Regions from separate parts of the Homo sapiens genome. Here all the other regions are linked to region 1. Evidence: chromatin contacts called from ENCODE Hi-C or POLR2A ChIA-PET data. All regions are on one chromosome and are shown on one strand. Each heading gives the region's core, a stretch centred on a gene start or an enhancer-like site at or near the end of the contact. The rest is flanking DNA. Distances are from core to core; before and after follow the strand shown. Region 1 holds the start of HEXIM1 (HEXIM P-TEFb complex subunit 1). Region 2 overlaps KANSL1 (KAT8 regulatory NSL complex subunit 1). Region 3 holds the start of UBTF (upstream binding transcription factor). Region 4 holds the start of SLC25A39 (solute carrier family 25 member 39). Region 5 overlaps GPATCH8 (G-patch domain containing 8).

Region 1 (2,880 bases), core at 152-2,651:
CAAGATTTTAGGCCTCAGTGACTGGTATGGAGGGTTCTCTGGGTCCTCTCAGTCCCTGTTTATGGAGGGCTGGGGGCTTGGGTCTAGAGAATTTCTCTCTGAGAAACTACGCCCCCGGGGGAATCGGCCCCCCCAGCCCTGCGCCAGAATCCCCTGCAGCAAGTTTCGGAGCAAGGCCTCCTCCATGCTTCCCTCCCAGTCTTGCCCAGCGCCCACTGATGAGGAAGGGCCTCTGCGGGTGAGACCTGCTTCCCTCTCGGATAGCCAGGGCTGATGATTTCAACTCATTAATCATTCCGAACTCTTCCCAACAAACAGCCTCATGGCTGTCCCGGACCTCCTCTGTCCCGGCTCAGGAAATGATCTCGGTCGGAAGTGAAAAGACCAAATCGGCCCCAGGAGGCCATTTTCTTCGACAGAAGCTGAGGCGTGGGGGCGTGGCCTTCCCCCGCTTCCCCCTCCACTCCCCCGCCCGCCCCCGGCCCCGGCTTTCCGATCTCGGCCCAGGGAAGAGCCTTGGTCGCGAATCACCAGTTTGCATTTGCCCCTGGGGCGGGGGCGGCTTTCTGAGACCAGGCTGGGGCTGGGACTCCGCCACCTTCAGCTAAGGGTACCGAGGTCAGTCCGGGAGTCGCGTCACCGGGACTCGAACCCGCCTCTTCGTCTTCCGAGGCCTAGTGCGAGCCTGCGGCGCTAAACGCAGTCACACTGTCCCTTTAAGGCGGCACTTTTTATTCTTCATTTGTTTACTTCTTCATGCGCTCTTCGGTCTTTACAAAATGTGCTCGCGATATCCTTCCGCAAGTGTCAGTCTCAGGCACTCACCACCCGCCTTGAAGCCATTTCTATAATCTTAAGACTCGCGAGTTAGCAGCCGTGGGCCGACGTCTCTCTTTATAGGATTTAATTCTTTTACATTTTAGGGACTACTTTTTAGGAATAAACCATTCTTGCGTTAGTTAATAAAGGTTCATAACCTTCGGAACCCCTCCGCTGAGAACAAAATACGATAATAGCCTTTATAACGCACCTTTTCATAAAAATATTCTGTGAGGACTCTCATAGGCCATCGAATCTTCTCGTATTCCTGAAACAGAATGGTACGGTCCAGAACCCGCCCCATCTTCTCTGCGATTGGCCGTCCTTCCTCAGCGAGTCGTGTGATTTTTCACCAATGGCCGCTCGCGTTTCTTTAGCGAGGTCTAAGCGATGGAAGGTGGCGGCCAGGGAGACGCCCCCTACGCGTCCTGGGATTGGCTACGTCGCACGGCGCGCGAGGGCGGCGGGCCCGAAAGATAAGAACTACGACTCCCGGCGCCCCGCAAAGGGAACTCCGTTACGCATGCGCACGGGCGGGGCGAAAAAGCTTCTATATAAAAGGGGCGCAGAGGACTGGGAGACAGCAGTTGGAAGTTGGCAGGTGGAGAGGCAGGTTGGGAGGGAAAGTCGGGGGAGGACGCGGAAGAGGAGCTGTGGGAAGGGGGAGGAGGGAGGGAGGAAAAGAGGAGGAGGCGGAGGAGAACTGAGCAGAGCAGAGCATCGAGCCAAAGGGGAGATGAGTTTGTCTGTCCTCTGCTGAGGCTACGGCCGGGCCTAGGGAACTGGGAGCTTGGGTGGAAGCGACACCCGTGGAAGTGGGAGGAGGTGGCGCCGGGACTTTAACCCCTTGTGGGCTCTGCGGCAGGGGATTTAACCCTTTGTGGATCTGGCCCCTCGGAGGCAGCGTCATCGGTAGTTTTAACCCCTTCGGGGCTGGGTTTCACGCACTGGACTTACCCTCATCACCTTGCTCACCAACTCCTTTATTGGGGTGCTCCGCTTGGAGGTTTGAGGCCCACCTCCGCCCATTACGTACTGTTCCTGCCGCTGCACCCCCTTGGACCCGCTAGCTGGCCGCACTGTGGGCGCTTAACCCTTTACTGACTTGAGCTCCCCAGATTGCAGTTGGAGTTTGCTGATAGAAGGACTAGCTAAAGGCGTCACTGCAGGAATTACAAACTGAAGAGGACTCTGTTGGACTGTTTTTTTTTTCTTTTTCTTTTTTTTAAGAAAAACCCATTTTTTTCCTTAAGGACTTACTAGCCAAAATTTCTTAAACTTCGAGGACTCTACTAGCCATGGCCGAGCCATTCTTGTCAGAATATCAACACCAGCCTCAAACTAGCAACTGTACAGGTGCTGCTGCTGTCCAGGAAGAGCTGAACCCTGAGCGCCCCCCAGGCGCGGAGGAGCGGGTGCCCGAGGAGGACAGTAGGTGGCAATCGAGAGCGTTCCCCCAGTTGGGTGGCCGTCCGGGGCCGGAGGGGGAAGGGAGCCTGGAATCCCAACCACCTCCCTTGCAGACCCAGGCCTGTCCAGAATCTAGCTGCCTGAGAGAGGGCGAGAAGGGCCAGAATGGGGACGACTCGTCCGCTGGCGGCGACTTCCCGCCGCCGGCAGAAGTGGAACCGACGCCCGAGGCCGAGCTGCTCGCCCAGCCTTGTCATGACTCCGAGGCCAGTAAGTTGGGGGCTCCTGCCGCAGGGGGCGAAGAGGAGTGGGGACAGCAGCAGAGACAGCTGGGGAAGAAAAAACATAGGAGACGCCCGTCCAAGAAGAAGCGGCATTGGAAACCGTACTACAAGCTGACCTGGGAAGAGAAGAAAAAGTTCGACGAGAAACAGAGCCTTCGAGCTTCAAGGATCCGAGCCGAGATGTTCGCCAAGGGCCAGCCGGTCGCGCCCTATAACACCACGCAGTTCCTCATGGATGATCACGACCAGGAGGAGCCGGATCTCAAAACCGGCCTGTACTCCAAGCGGGCCGCCGCCAAATCCGACGACACCAGCGATGACGACTTCATGGAAGAAGGGGGTGAGGAGGATGGGGGCAGCGATGGGA
Region 2 (2,880 bases), core at 102-2,601, 1.0 Mb after region 1:
CCAGATTACCTCACATTCGTTGGATGCCACACAATAGATTATAAAGTATCAAGATATATATTAATTTTTAAAAGTTCACCAGGAGTTGGATATTCTAAACTGGGTTTCTGATTCTTAACAGTGAGAATGAAGTCAAGCTCCTTATTTGGTGGTTAGAGGAGAGGATTTGGCCAGAAATAATTCTTTTAGGATTGACAGACAAGTACTACTTAAGTTCTATCATCTCATCCAAAAACTTGCTTCTTATATTCTGCTTTTAACCCGATCTACACAATGAAAAGCCACGGAGACTAGTTTTGCATGAAAGCAAAGGACTTTTCTAATATGACTTCAGAGCATGCCATGCTTTAAAGTCCATGTTCAACCACTTACTATCATTTTCCAACTCACTCTCTATGGGCCCATCCCATATTTCAACTACAGGTATACCTCCTGGCCCTTTCTATTTCATAAGCTTCTTTGGAAGACAAATCTACTGATTTATGCAATAAACTTTCTACCTCTACTTAACCAATTTGATAATTTAATAGCTGGAGATAATTCTAAATTCCCCAAACCTTAATCAAGAATTTTGGAAAAAAAGAGCTATCTAGAACAGTTATCTTCCTGAAAACACTGTTGTGCTAAACTGAAACACAGCCTTTTCTCAAGAGCTAAGCAGCTACTTGGGTCTACATTTTAATGCACTAAATAATTTTATAAGATCATGTTTGAAACCAAAAAACCCAAAAAGGATTGTCAAGCTAGGTCAGCTTACAAAACCCCTTCTGTTATGAACTAGGAAATCAAACAACAAAACATAAGCTCTAGGAAATGAGCATGGAGGTGCTCCATCCATACTAGCTTTTCCTTGTTTTTTTCTTGAGAGGAGTGACTCTCTGTCACCCAGGCTGGAGTGTAGTGATGCAATCCTGGTTCACTCCAACCTCCACCTCCTGAGTTCAAGGGATTCTCCTGCCTCAGCCTCCCGAGTAGCTGGGATTACAGGCGTCGACCATGACACTCAGCTATTTTTTGTATTTTTAGTAGAGACAGGGTTTCACCATGTTGGCTAGGCTGGTCTCAAATTCCTGACCTCAAGTGATCCTCCCACCTTGGCCCCCTCAAAGTGCTGGGATTACAGGTGTGAGCCACCGTGCCAGCCCATACTAGCTTTTCTGAAGCCTCTTTACTCATTCTTTTGTTCTCTACTCTAGCAGCTAAAGACATCTCCTAAAGAAACAACTAGTGTGCCTCCATACAACCCCTCAGTAAGCACTCAGTATTGAGACTAAACTGTGAAAAGCACTAAAATAAATGCATCATTCATCTATGACCTTCTGAGAATACCACCACCTCATATTTGAATAGACGTCTAGTTTTCATGAGAACTTTCACGCACTCATTTGATCCTCTTTAAAAACCACAGGAAACAGGGCAAGCCATCTTATCAGCTCTATTTACAGAGAGGGAAATCAATTTGAAAAGGTTACATAGCTTAATCAAGGTCACAAAGTGACTGACTGGCCAAGCTGGTACTCAGTCTTATGATAGTCCAGGGCTCTTTCCTCTACACTGATCCTAAATTGAAAAAAAAAATTTTTTTTGGACTGCTCCTGCAAGGTAGGGCTACCCCATAGGCAGAGAGTAGCTGAAAAATTCTGTATGTGTCTATCACAAGAAGTTGAGGCCGGGCGCGGTGGCTCACGCCTGTAATCCCAGCACTTTGGGAGGCCGAAGCCGGCGGATCACGAGGTCAGGAGATCGAGACCATCCCAGCTAAAACGGTGAAACCCCGTCTCTACTAAAAATACAAAAAATTAGCCGGGCGTAGTGGCGGGCGCCTGTAGTCCCAGCTACTTGGGAGGCTGAGGCAGGAGAATGGCGTGAACCCGGGAGGCGGAGCTTGCAGTGAGCCGAGATCCCGCCACTGCACTCCAGCCTGGGCGACAGAGCGAGACTCCGTCTCAAAAAAAAAAAAAAAAAAAAAAAAAGAAGTTGACAGGCCTAAAAGGTTTCACATTTAGATGTTTCTTTTTTTGGAAAAGGTGAAGATCTGGCTGGGCACAGTGGTGCACATCCTTAGGTAGTTCCAGCTACACAGGAGGCTGAGGCAGAAGAACTGCTTGAGCCCAGCCTGAGCAACACAGTGAGACTCCATCACTAAAAATAAGTAAATAAATAAATCACATAAAAAATAAAAAATTTTAAAAGGGGGTAAAGAGCCAATGAATTGACTAAGAAATGTGTTGTTTCAAATCAGAATGACCTTGAAAAGCCATAGTACTTGCATGCAAAAATATGATCCGATTTAAAAAGTCAATATGCTTAAAATACAACAGAAAAATCAACCAATATATGTATTTCGTATTACTGGTTTAAAATTTCTGAATATGCTGTAAAGAGAAGGAGGTGAAAAACGTCAACCAGACTGGGGTGGTGGCTCATGCCTGTAAACCCAGCACTTTGGAAGGCCAAGGTGGGTGGATCACTTGAGTTCAGGAGTTCACGACCAGTGTGGGCAAGGTGGCAAGATCCTGTCTCTACAAAAAATACAAAAATTAGCCAGATGTGGTAGCATGCGCCTGTAGTGCCAGCTACTCGGGAGGCTGAGATAGAAGAATTGCTTGAGACTAGGAGGCAGAGGGTGTAGTGGGCAGAGATCATACCACTAACCCCTCCAGCCTGGGTGACAGAGTGAGACTCTTTAAAAAAAAAAAAAAAAAAAAAAAAGAGAGCGAGAGAGAAAGAGGCAGAGAGAGAGAGAAAGATCTCAACTGATAAGATACTACATAATCACATTATCTCTTGCTTGACCAACTTAACAAATATTTCAAAATGTTTATAAAAATCAAAATGGGTCAGCATTGGAAGAAGTTGTAAGTAAAATTCAGGTGTTCT
Region 3 (2,880 bases), core at 206-2,705, 930 kb before region 1:
CTCCGTTCATCCTCCAGCTGTCCAGCCACCTCCTCGGTCGTGCTGGCCGGGCAACCCGGGGTCAAAGCCACCTCACCCTTTGGAAGACATACCAGTTCCCACTCAGGAAGGCTGAGAGGTGAACGACTAACGACTTTCTAACCGCCCAGAGTAGAAGGGGGCAGGTCCACACTCTGAGAGACTCAGCCATGACCTTATTAGACTTAAGGGGTCTATGGGAATGGGAGTGCGCCCCTCCTCTTCCTCGTGACCCCCTCCCCCAGCCCCTGCAGCCCGGCTCCGCGGCGCGCGCCCTCCCCTGGCCACGCGAGGGCCTGCTCCTAGCTCCCGCGTGCAGCGAGCGCCCGCCCTCCGCCCCGCTTCCCAACCCCAGCCAAAAAAAAAAAAAAAGAAAAAATCTCCTCCTCCTCGGAGCGCCCGCCCCGGGGAGGCCCCAGGCTGGAGGGCGGGGGAAGAGGAAGGGCGGGTAAAGGGCGCGCGCGGCCACGGAAGCGGGCACGCGCCCCAGTCTCCTCCTCCCGCCTCCCCCCGGCCGGTTCCCCCCGCCTCCGCAACCCGGCGGGGACCCGGACGCAGCGCAGCCGCCGCCAGCCCCGGAGCGGAGCGGCCGCACCGCCCCCGGGGACCGGATCCGGATTCCCGCCGCTCCCCCCTCCCGGGCTCCCTTCGCCGTCCCCGCCCGCACAGGCGGGCAAGCAGCCGGAGAGAAGCGGCCTAGCCTGCCCCCCGCCCCCGAGCCACCCACCCCGGCCAGAGGCGCCGCCACCGCCCAGCCACCCCGACGCGCACGGAGGAGCCCGGCACAGAGGCGCGACCGCGGCGGGAACCGCCGCCTCCTCCCCCGAGCCTGCGGCCCAGCCCCGCCGGCGCCCCCGCCCCGGCCTCCGGGGAGCCGAGCCAAGGAGAGGGCGGGAGGACGGCGGCCGGGAGGCGGGGGCGCAGCGCTCACCGGCCCCGCCGCCCCCTCCGGCGGCCGGGGAGAACTGCGCCTGCCGGCTCCGAGAAGCGCGGGCTCCTCCGCCAGCGGCCGGGGCTCGGCTCAGGCCTCGCTTCCTGCCTTCCCCTCCCCCGGCTCTCGGCGTCCTCCCAAGTGCCCTGGTCTGCTCGCGCCCGGTCGCCTGCTCGGTGGTCGCTTCGGGTCCCCGCTGGGCGCCCACCGCACCCCGCGGTTCGCTCCCGCCGTCCGGCCCCGACCCCAGCGCGCGTCCTCAGCCGCCTCGGTTACCCGGCGCAGCGCGGCCTCCGGGCTTCCCGCTCCAGCGGCTCCCTCCCTGGCTCTGAGTGGCGGCGCCCTCCCCCGCTCGGCCGGGCACAGCCGCAGCTCCCTCCCGCGGCGGCAGCGGCTCCTCCTCCGGGCGAGGCGGCGGCGCTGGGGCGGCGGCTGCTGCTGCTGTGGCGGCGGCGGCGGCGGCGGCGGCTGTGGCTGCTGCCTGCTGCTCCTCGCGGCGAAAAGCACAAAGCACAGCGCCCTCCGCCTGCAGGCAGCCCGCCCGCCGCCGGCCCCGGCCTCAGCTCGCACACCCCCCGCCGCCGCCGCAGCCTCAGCCGCCGGAGCGGGGAGGAGGAGGGAGAAGGGAGGAGGAGGAGCGGGAGGGGGGGCGGGAGAAGCGGGGCAGCGAGCGCGTCCTTCCCCGTAGAGCGCACACCGACCCCCGGGGAGCGAGCGCCAGCCCGCCCGCCTCGCCGGCTCCGCTCCCTCCCACAGCCTGCCCGGGCGGGCTCCGCGGGGGGCAGCTGGGAGGAGGGGCGGGAGCTGGGGGGACCCGGGCGGCCGAGGCGGAGGGAAGGAAGGAGGGGAGGGGGGTGGTGGTGGTGGTGCTGGCGGCGGCGGCGGCTGCTGCTGCTGCTGCTGCCGCCGCCGGGGAAGGGGGGGGGGGCCGGGGCAGGGAGACACGCAGCCGCCCGGATGGCGGCGGGGCTCGGAGCCTAGGCGGGCGGGCGGGCGCCGAGAGCGACCTCGCCAGACCCGCGGGGGAACTAGCAGGCTTCGCCGGCGAGGGAGGGCCGAGGTGCGGCCGCGGAGAGGGTGCCCGGAGGTGCCCCCGGCGTCCGGGGAGGCTCGGGGGGCGCCCACAGCCCTGCTCCGGAGCTCTCCCCCAAGTTCTCCCAGCTCAGACTAGGGCTTCCAGGCCAGCTCTCTCCCGCCTCCCGGAGCGAGCGGTCCGCGCCCACCCTCATCCCCCGGAGCGTGGCCGCTGGTTTGGGGCGCACGCACGCCGATCGCGGCGTCCAGCTTCGGTGCCTACCTCGCGGTCCTCTCCTTGCCGAACGGCACATACGAAACTTAAAAAAAAACCCGAAAACTAAAACCTCTGCATTAAAAAAAAAAAATCCCCGTTGCTCTTTACACCCCGGAAACGGCAAGGGAACGACGGGCTCCGGCGGAGGGGCCGCTGTGGGAGCCGGTTCAATCCAGCCCGGCATGGTTCTCCAGGCCTGCCCGGGCGCATGAAGATCGGCGCCGCCGCCACTCGTAGCAACCCCTCTCCCCCGAAATCCGCGGCTCCCGGGCTCACTTACCGAGCGTGTGGATGGGAGCGCAGGCCGGGGGCACCTGGGAGCACGGCGGGCCGAACAGTCGAGCCGCAGCTCCGCTGCAGCCGACGCCGGGGCAGCGAGTCGCCAGACAAAGCCCGAGATGGCGAAGCGGAGCGACGGCTAATGGCGAGCCCCACGCGCCGCGCTCCGCCCGCCCCGCTCCGCCCGCCCGCCCGCCCGCCTCGGCGCAGCGCAGCGCCGCTCCGAGCGCTTGCCCGTCAGAGCCGCCTCGGCGCCGCCGCCTCCCGGGCCACCCCGGCCTCGCCTGGCCCCTCCGCCTCCTCCGGGCGGCTCAGCCTCACCCCTTCCCTCCCACTGCTCTAGGGGTTGCACAAAAAAAAT
Region 4 (2,880 bases), core at 234-2,733, 820 kb before region 1:
GTCACTGGGGGAGGAAGCGGGTCTGAAGGCTCCTTTCAGGACCCCACCCCTAGGACTCCTCCCCCAGGACCACACAGCCTCCAATCTCCGGTCTGCCCCATCCCCACCCGCCCCCACCCCACCTCCCCTAGGTCTTACTGAAGAGAGAGGTAACCACAGCCCCGGTGCCTGAGGCCACCATTTGCTGGAGGGGGCTGATGCCCGCAGGGTCCTGGTCAGCCATCTTGAAGCTTCAGTCCTGAAAACCAAACCTCAAACAGACCACAACTCCAGGGATGGCAGGAAAGGAGGCTGGGCCACTGTGAGACTTTTGTTTTGAGACGGCGTCTCGCTCTGCGCACTGTTGCCAGGCTGGAGTGCAGTGGCACCATCTTGGCTCACTGCAACATCCACCCCCGTTCAAGCGGTTCTCTTGCTTCAGCCTCCCAAGTAGCTGGGACTACAGGCGCGCACCACCACGCCTAGTTAATTTTTGCATTTTTAGTAGAGACAGGGTTTCACCATGTTGGCCAAGATGATCTCGATCTCCTGACCTCGTGATCCGCCCGCCTCAGCCTCCCAAAGCACTGGGATTACAGGCGTGAGCCACCGCACCCGGCCCACTGTGAGACTTTAACCCAACCCTCATCCACCGCCCTCGAAACATCTGTTGCCTCAACAACCCTGGCAATGACCTCTAAAGCAGGGACTGTCCGCCCCCCTCCGCCGGGGAAAACTAAGGCTCGGGGAGACGAGGTGGCCTGCCCAAGGTCACTCAGGAGTGGTTCCGAAGGAAGCTAGGGTGCCAGACCTATCGCTCGAATGCAGTAGGAGCCAGGGTCCTTCCCTCGTCCACCTCGCACGTGTCCACTGCGCACCTCCTACGTGCAGGCGCGGATTTGGCCCTCGTGGCCCCAAAATCAGAGTACCTGTGCTGCCCCCACAGCCCCCACTCCAGCACCAAGGCCCCGGGCAGGCACCTGAGAGCCCAAGTTACTGGGCGTGGAGGGACGGCCGGGCATCGAGGGTGACGTGTAAACAGATCCGGTGACCAAGAAGGGCCCGTCGCCTCCTCAGGACTGCGGGCTGGGATGCCCGGCCCTCCCCGCCCGGCCGGACGGGCCAGACCCGGGGCCCGGAGAGAAAGAGCAGTCTCTGGGTTCCCGCCCCAAAATGCAGGCCCGGGGCGCAGCCGGGAGAGCGGGAAGTAGGAACGTAGGACCAGGACGTCTCCCCGACCCTCGGCGACACTCCCGGCCCCGAACGGCGGAGAGCCGCCAGGTGAGGGGGACCACGCCAGCTCGACGGCCCCAGCACCTGCCCTGGCTCGCACGGCCGCCCGGAGACCCCCGCTTCCGTCTCCGCCCCCAGCCCCGGCCCAGTGCCGCCTACCTGGCTCTAGGCTGGTGCTCGTGCGGCGCGGCGCCCAGGGTCAGGCGGGCCCATACCGGCTCCGCCGCCTGTGCGCGGTCCGCGCGCGCTCGCAGCGCACCTAGGCCGACGCCGAAAGCAGCCAAGGGGGCCCCGCCCCTACACCGCGCCACGAGGCCCCGCCCGCCGCGGGCCGACCAGCCGCAAGCCCGGAGTGTCCCCGGCTCCGCCCACTCGCGTCTCCGCCCGGACCTGCGACGGTCCCGCCCCCTTGACGGGGCCGCGCGGGCGAGTTCCATGCCTGTCCAGCGCTGAGAGCTGCCGGCCAACTTCGCGGTCTCCACGTCGCGCTTAACGTGGCAGCAGCACGCACTTCCAGCATCTTTTTTTAGACAGCATCTTTTTCAGCCTCGCTCTGTCGCCGAGGCTGGAGGGCAGTGGCGCGATCTAGGCTCACTGCAGCCTTGACCTCCCGGGTTCAAGCGATCCTCCTGCCTCAGCCTCCGGAGTAGCTGGGACCACAGGCGCGCGCCGCCACGCCCGGCTGGTTTGTTACTTTTATTTTTGTCTCCCTATTTTGCCCAGGCTAGTCTGGAACTCCTGGGCTCAAGCGATCCGCCCACCTCGGTCTTCGAAAGTGCTGGGATTCCAGGCGTGAGCCGCCGCGCCGGCCTTAACAGCGCATTTTCACCAGCCCCGCCCCGGCCGCGCGCGGCACTGGAAACCCCAGCGCCTTCTGGACGGCGAGGGTGACGCACTGGCCCTCTTCCTCGGTGTCCTCAGGTGCGTGGCGGCGGCAGTGAGAATGAGTTCTTCGAGATCGCCGGGAGACCACACAATAACGACGAAGTTACTTGCCGGGCTACCCGCCGAGACTTGAAAACTTCGCGGCGACTTCTCTCGCCGGCCTTAGCATCGCCCCCATTTTTCAGGTTACAGGACAGGCCTGCAACTGCAAAACGCTTTGTAAACCACAGGGCCCCGCGCGGGTGTGCGCCACTGGGTTAGCTGAGCTGCAGCCCGGGCCGGGCGGGCTGGGACGTGAGCAAGCCGGGGGAGACGGGAGAGCCATGGGGAGCCAGATCCCACCTTCGCGTGACCTTGGGCAAATCACAACCTCGCCTAAGGCCCGGAATGACTCTGCGCGGAGAGGAAGAGCACTGAGTGCGGGAGGGCATCGACGTTTTGGTGTTGGTTGCTCTCGTATCGTGATTTCTTCTGAGTCTCAAAACTCTTTGCAGTAGGTTATTGTTGAAATAGATTACCACAGGCCGGGCGCGGTGGCTCACGCCTGTAATCCAGCACTTTAGGAGGCCGAGGCGGGCGGATCACTTGAAGTCAGGAGTTCGAGACCAGCCTGGCCAACATGGTGAAACCCCGTCTCTACTAAAAATACAAAAGTAGCCGGGCATGATGGCTGGCGCCTGTAATCCCAGCTACTCGGGAGGCTGAGGCAGGAGAATCGCTTGAACCCGGCCGGCGGAGGTTGCAGTGAGCCGAGATCGCACCACTGCATTCCAGCCTGGGCAA
Region 5 (2,880 bases), core at 284-2,783, 730 kb before region 1:
AGCTAATTTTTTTTTGTATTTTTAGTACAGATGGGGTTTCATTTCACCATGTTGGCCAGGCTGGTCTCGAACTTCTCACCTCACGTGATCCATCCACCTCGGCCTCCCAAAATGCCGGGAATACAGGCGTGAGCCACCATGCCTGGCCTTCAGCAGATTTTTTTTTAAGGTTAGCTATGTCGTGATTGCTGGGTATAATAAGTTTACTCCCAACATAAGCAGAGGGGAATGAATACATAAGACTTAACAGGTGAAAAGGCATGAAACATGCTAAATTTTTGGAAGACTGGCCAAATGATGTCAATTTTCTTATTAAGCAAAACAGACCCCAAGAAAATGGTATGAACAGTGGTATAGAATACCACTGAACCCAACATTTTCACCTCTCTGCTATAGGTTATTAAAATAAAACTACAACATGTTCAAGTGCTGAGATGCACTCCTTTCTTCAAACCTGTGTTGTTTCTTAAAGCATAATCCCTGAAGAGAACTGTGCTGTTTAAGTAATACATGTTATTGGGTAATGAAACAGTCAACTAAGAATAAGTAATCCTGTCAAAAAGCAGTTGCAAACAATTTAGACAAAGTTAATTAAATCATGTATTAACAGATTATATCCTGTACAAATCAGAATACAGTCACTGGTGGCTGCTAGAGGCTTCATCTGTTTTAGTTCTGCTATTTAAAGCTCAGGGAACTACTGTTTTTGTTCACAACTGAAACAGACCTTGGAATTAAATAAGACTTTAGTCCTTTTAGAAAATGTAAAAAGTATAGGAGTTTTCATACTACAGGTATTTTAGCAGAAAGAAGAGGGAGGCTAAAAGCATATTCCTCTGACTGAGATACTGAATCCTACAGTTAAAGGAATTTTTTTTTTTTTGAGACAGGGCCTTGCTCAATATATTACCCAGGCTTGAGTGCAGTGGCACAATCTTGGCTCACTGCAATGTCCACCTCCTGGGCTCAAATGATTCTCCTGAGGAAAACTCTAAATTTCTGTTCCTTGGTAATGTTATGTTACTGCGTAATGAAACCGTCAAGTGTCAAGTAAGAGTAAGTAATCTTGTCAAAAAGCAGATGCAAACAGTTTAGACAAGGTCAATCCTGTCAAAAAGCAGTTGCAAACAGTTTAGACAAAGTTAACTAAATCATGTATTAATAGACTCAGCCCCTCTAGCAGCTGGGACCACAGGCAACTGCCATCACATCCAGCTAATTTTTGGGGGCATTTTTTGTAGAGACCGGGTTTTGCCATGTTGCCCAGACTGGTCTCGAACTTTTGGGCTCAAGTGATCTGCCCGCCTGAGTCTCCTAAAGTGCTGGGATTACAGGTATGAGCCACCACGCTTGGCCTAAAGAATTTCTGAAGATGCTTTACAGTACCAGATTTTGATAATCTGGATCAGACTACCAGAGACTGAAATCGCAAGGAAGTTGGTCCCAACACTATTAGCAAGGAGGCAGCTTTTCAATGTGCCAGTTCCCCAGTATCAGTCAGAAGCCACGGGAACCTGTGTGGGAAGGAAGGAAAAGCATAGGCCTGAGTCACAAATTCAAATGTTTACAGGAGTTTGGCAGGTAACATAATGAGTCACACAGATTGGTGTAAGAGAAAAGATGAAGTGGAGATCACAGCTAGTTGCAGAATGAGCAAAGAGATGGCAACTGTTCAGCTTTAGTCAACTGTTATGTTGAAATGTAGGCCCAATGTTGTCTGATAATTTTAATTTTTCAAGATAAGCCAAAGCCTAAATTATGTAAAATTGAATTTTTAAAATTTGGGAATCAACTGAAATTAAAAAGGGAAAAACTAATAATGTGAAGGCCAGATAAAATATATCTATGAGATAATTTGTGACCTCTCTAGTTTATGTACTAGGAGGACCTTTAGTGGCACAAACAAGAGGCTAAGATTGGAAGAAAAATCCTGAGTAGGTAACAAGGTACAAAGGAAGCAGCCAAAAAGAGAGAAAGAGAGAGAGAGAAGAAAAGAAAAAGAGGAAGAAAGGAAGGGAGGAAGGGAGGGAGGGAAGGAGGATTGACTATAAAGGTGGTGCTGCTATTAATTAATTTACTTTTGGGAAACAATATTCTTTGGAGTTTGAATTTTAGGCCTCTTGAAATGCTAAAGAAAATGATTCTACTGTCATATCCATCAGCAGACAAATTTTTTAAAGATATGCAAAATAATTAAGGAGGCAAGGACGTAGGGATAGAAAAATCTGTAGTATCAAATTTGTCTGTAACTTACACTAAGCCAACAAAGGTAGGAGATGATCAGTGCTAATGTCTTTTTTTTTTTTTTTTGAGATGGAGTCTTGCTCTGTCGCCCAGGCTGGAGTGCAGTGGCATGATCTTGGCTCACTGCAACTTCCACCTCCCGGATTCAGGCAATTCTCCTGCCTCAGCCTCCCCAGTAGCTGGGACTACAGGCACGTGCTGCCACGCCCGGCTTTTTTGTATTTTTAGTAGAGAGGGGTTTTCACCATGTTAGCCAGGATGGTCTCGATCTCCTGACCTTGTGATCCGCCAGCCTCGGCCTCCCAAAGTGCTGGGATTACAGGCGTGAGCCACCGCGCCCGGCTAGTCAGTGCTAATGTCTATTGAGCATTCAGGTGTTATCAGAATTAACTCATGTAAAAAGGAATCATATATTGGATTTCTTCAGAAATGGAAAGGCCTACTCTTAGAGATTTCAAAATGTATTAACATCGATCACTTGAAAACTAGGGTTAAACTACTGAAAAGAGCCAAAATACTTAATCAGCTTCTGTATCTCTGAAGATCAAGCTGGGTCTTAATATTTTTGTGTTAACAACTCTTCGTAAAATCTTGGAAAACCTGAGAAAAACTAGTGAATATAAAGAGGCACATAAC

What was found. Hi-C counts contacts between places; a loop is a spot of excess contacts on that map. ChIA-PET counts read pairs that join two places held with the same protein, here RNA polymerase II (POLR2A). Pooled maps may share reads with other maps.
Region 2: a loop to region 1 is called in a pooled map, with 2.2 times the contacts of the local background. The contact joins the enhancer-like site here to the promoter of HEXIM1 in region 1. A Hi-C loop is called at or near these places in 2 of 50 pooled maps. POLR2A ChIA-PET finds 5 or more read pairs at or near these places in 2 of 52 experiments (activated CD4-positive, alpha-beta T cell and activated T-cell).
Region 3: a pooled map shows a loop between it and region 1 (9-fold over the local background). The contact joins the promoter of UBTF here to the promoter of HEXIM1 in region 1. A Hi-C loop is called at or near these places in 4 of 37 single-sample maps with no recorded cell type and 10 of 50 pooled maps. POLR2A ChIA-PET finds 5 or more read pairs at or near these places in 7 of 52 experiments (A673, B cell, CD4-positive, alpha-beta T cell and 3 more).
Region 4: a map of naive thymus-derived CD4-positive, alpha-beta T cell shows a loop between it and region 1 (10-fold over the local background). The contact joins the promoter of SLC25A39 here to the promoter of HEXIM1 in region 1. A Hi-C loop is called at or near these places in 1 of 168 maps with a recorded cell type or tissue (naive thymus-derived CD4-positive, alpha-beta T cell), 4 of 37 single-sample maps with no recorded cell type and 8 of 50 pooled maps. POLR2A ChIA-PET finds 5 or more read pairs at or near these places in 3 of 52 experiments (GM12878, H1 and K562).
Region 5: a pooled map shows a loop between it and region 1 (2.2-fold over the local background). The contact joins the enhancer-like site here to the promoter of HEXIM1 in region 1. A Hi-C loop is called at or near these places in 1 of 50 pooled maps. POLR2A ChIA-PET finds 5 or more read pairs at or near these places in 3 of 52 experiments (GM10248, HEK293 and T-cell).

What each region holds. Positions count from the first base shown.
Region 1 is chr17:45,147,074-45,149,953 of GRCh38, forward strand. HEXIM1 (HEXIM P-TEFb complex subunit 1) reads left to right here and starts at 1,402. Exons shown (of 1, transcript NM_006460.3): 1 at 1,402-2,880. The coding sequence starts at 2,118. HEXIM2-AS1 (HEXIM2 antisense RNA 1) reads right to left here. Exons shown (of 3, transcript NR_186789.1): 3 at 2,589-2,880. RefSeq lists enhancers at 505-1,387, 1,791-1,840, 1,891-1,940, 1,991-2,100, 2,505-2,880 and 1 more.
Region 2 is chr17:46,144,885-46,147,764 of GRCh38, forward strand. The region is part of intron 2 of KANSL1 (KAT8 regulatory NSL complex subunit 1); the gene reads right to left. Among named protein-coding and RNA genes, the nearest start is that of KANSL1, 47 kb to the right of the region's middle. Within about 2 kb of position 1,352, at least 3 of the 41 ENCODE cell types and tissues checked have a DNase peak (open chromatin) inside an H3K27ac peak, as active enhancers do.
Region 3 is chr17:44,218,220-44,221,099 of GRCh38, forward strand. UBTF (upstream binding transcription factor) reads right to left here and starts at 1,456. Exons shown (of 21, transcript NM_014233.4): 1 at 1,226-1,456; 2 at 1-77. The coding sequence starts at 10. The region is part of intron 1 of ATXN7L3-AS1 (ATXN7L3 antisense RNA 1); the gene reads left to right. RefSeq lists silencers at 183-352, 403-1,422, 1,182-1,346, 1,473-2,162, 2,673-2,880.
Region 4 is chr17:44,323,340-44,326,219 of GRCh38, forward strand. It overlaps SLC25A39 (solute carrier family 25 member 39), which reads right to left and starts at 1,484. Exons shown (of 12, transcript NM_001143780.3): 1 at 1,372-1,484; 2 at 139-238; 3 at 1-4. The coding sequence starts at 223. LOC124904009 (a long non-coding RNA gene) reads left to right here and starts at 2,114. Exons shown (of 2, transcript XR_007065768.1): 1 at 2,114-2,282. RefSeq lists silencers at 1,027-1,246, 1,267-1,696 and enhancers at 1,797-1,986, 2,147-2,226, 2,277-2,336, 2,407-2,880, 2,517-2,566.
Region 5 is chr17:44,416,163-44,419,042 of GRCh38, forward strand. The region is part of intron 6 of GPATCH8 (G-patch domain containing 8); the gene reads right to left. Among named protein-coding and RNA genes, the nearest start is that of ITGA2B, 28 kb to the left of the region's middle. Within about 2 kb of position 1,534, at least 4 of the 41 ENCODE cell types and tissues checked have a DNase peak (open chromatin) inside an H3K27ac peak, as active enhancers do.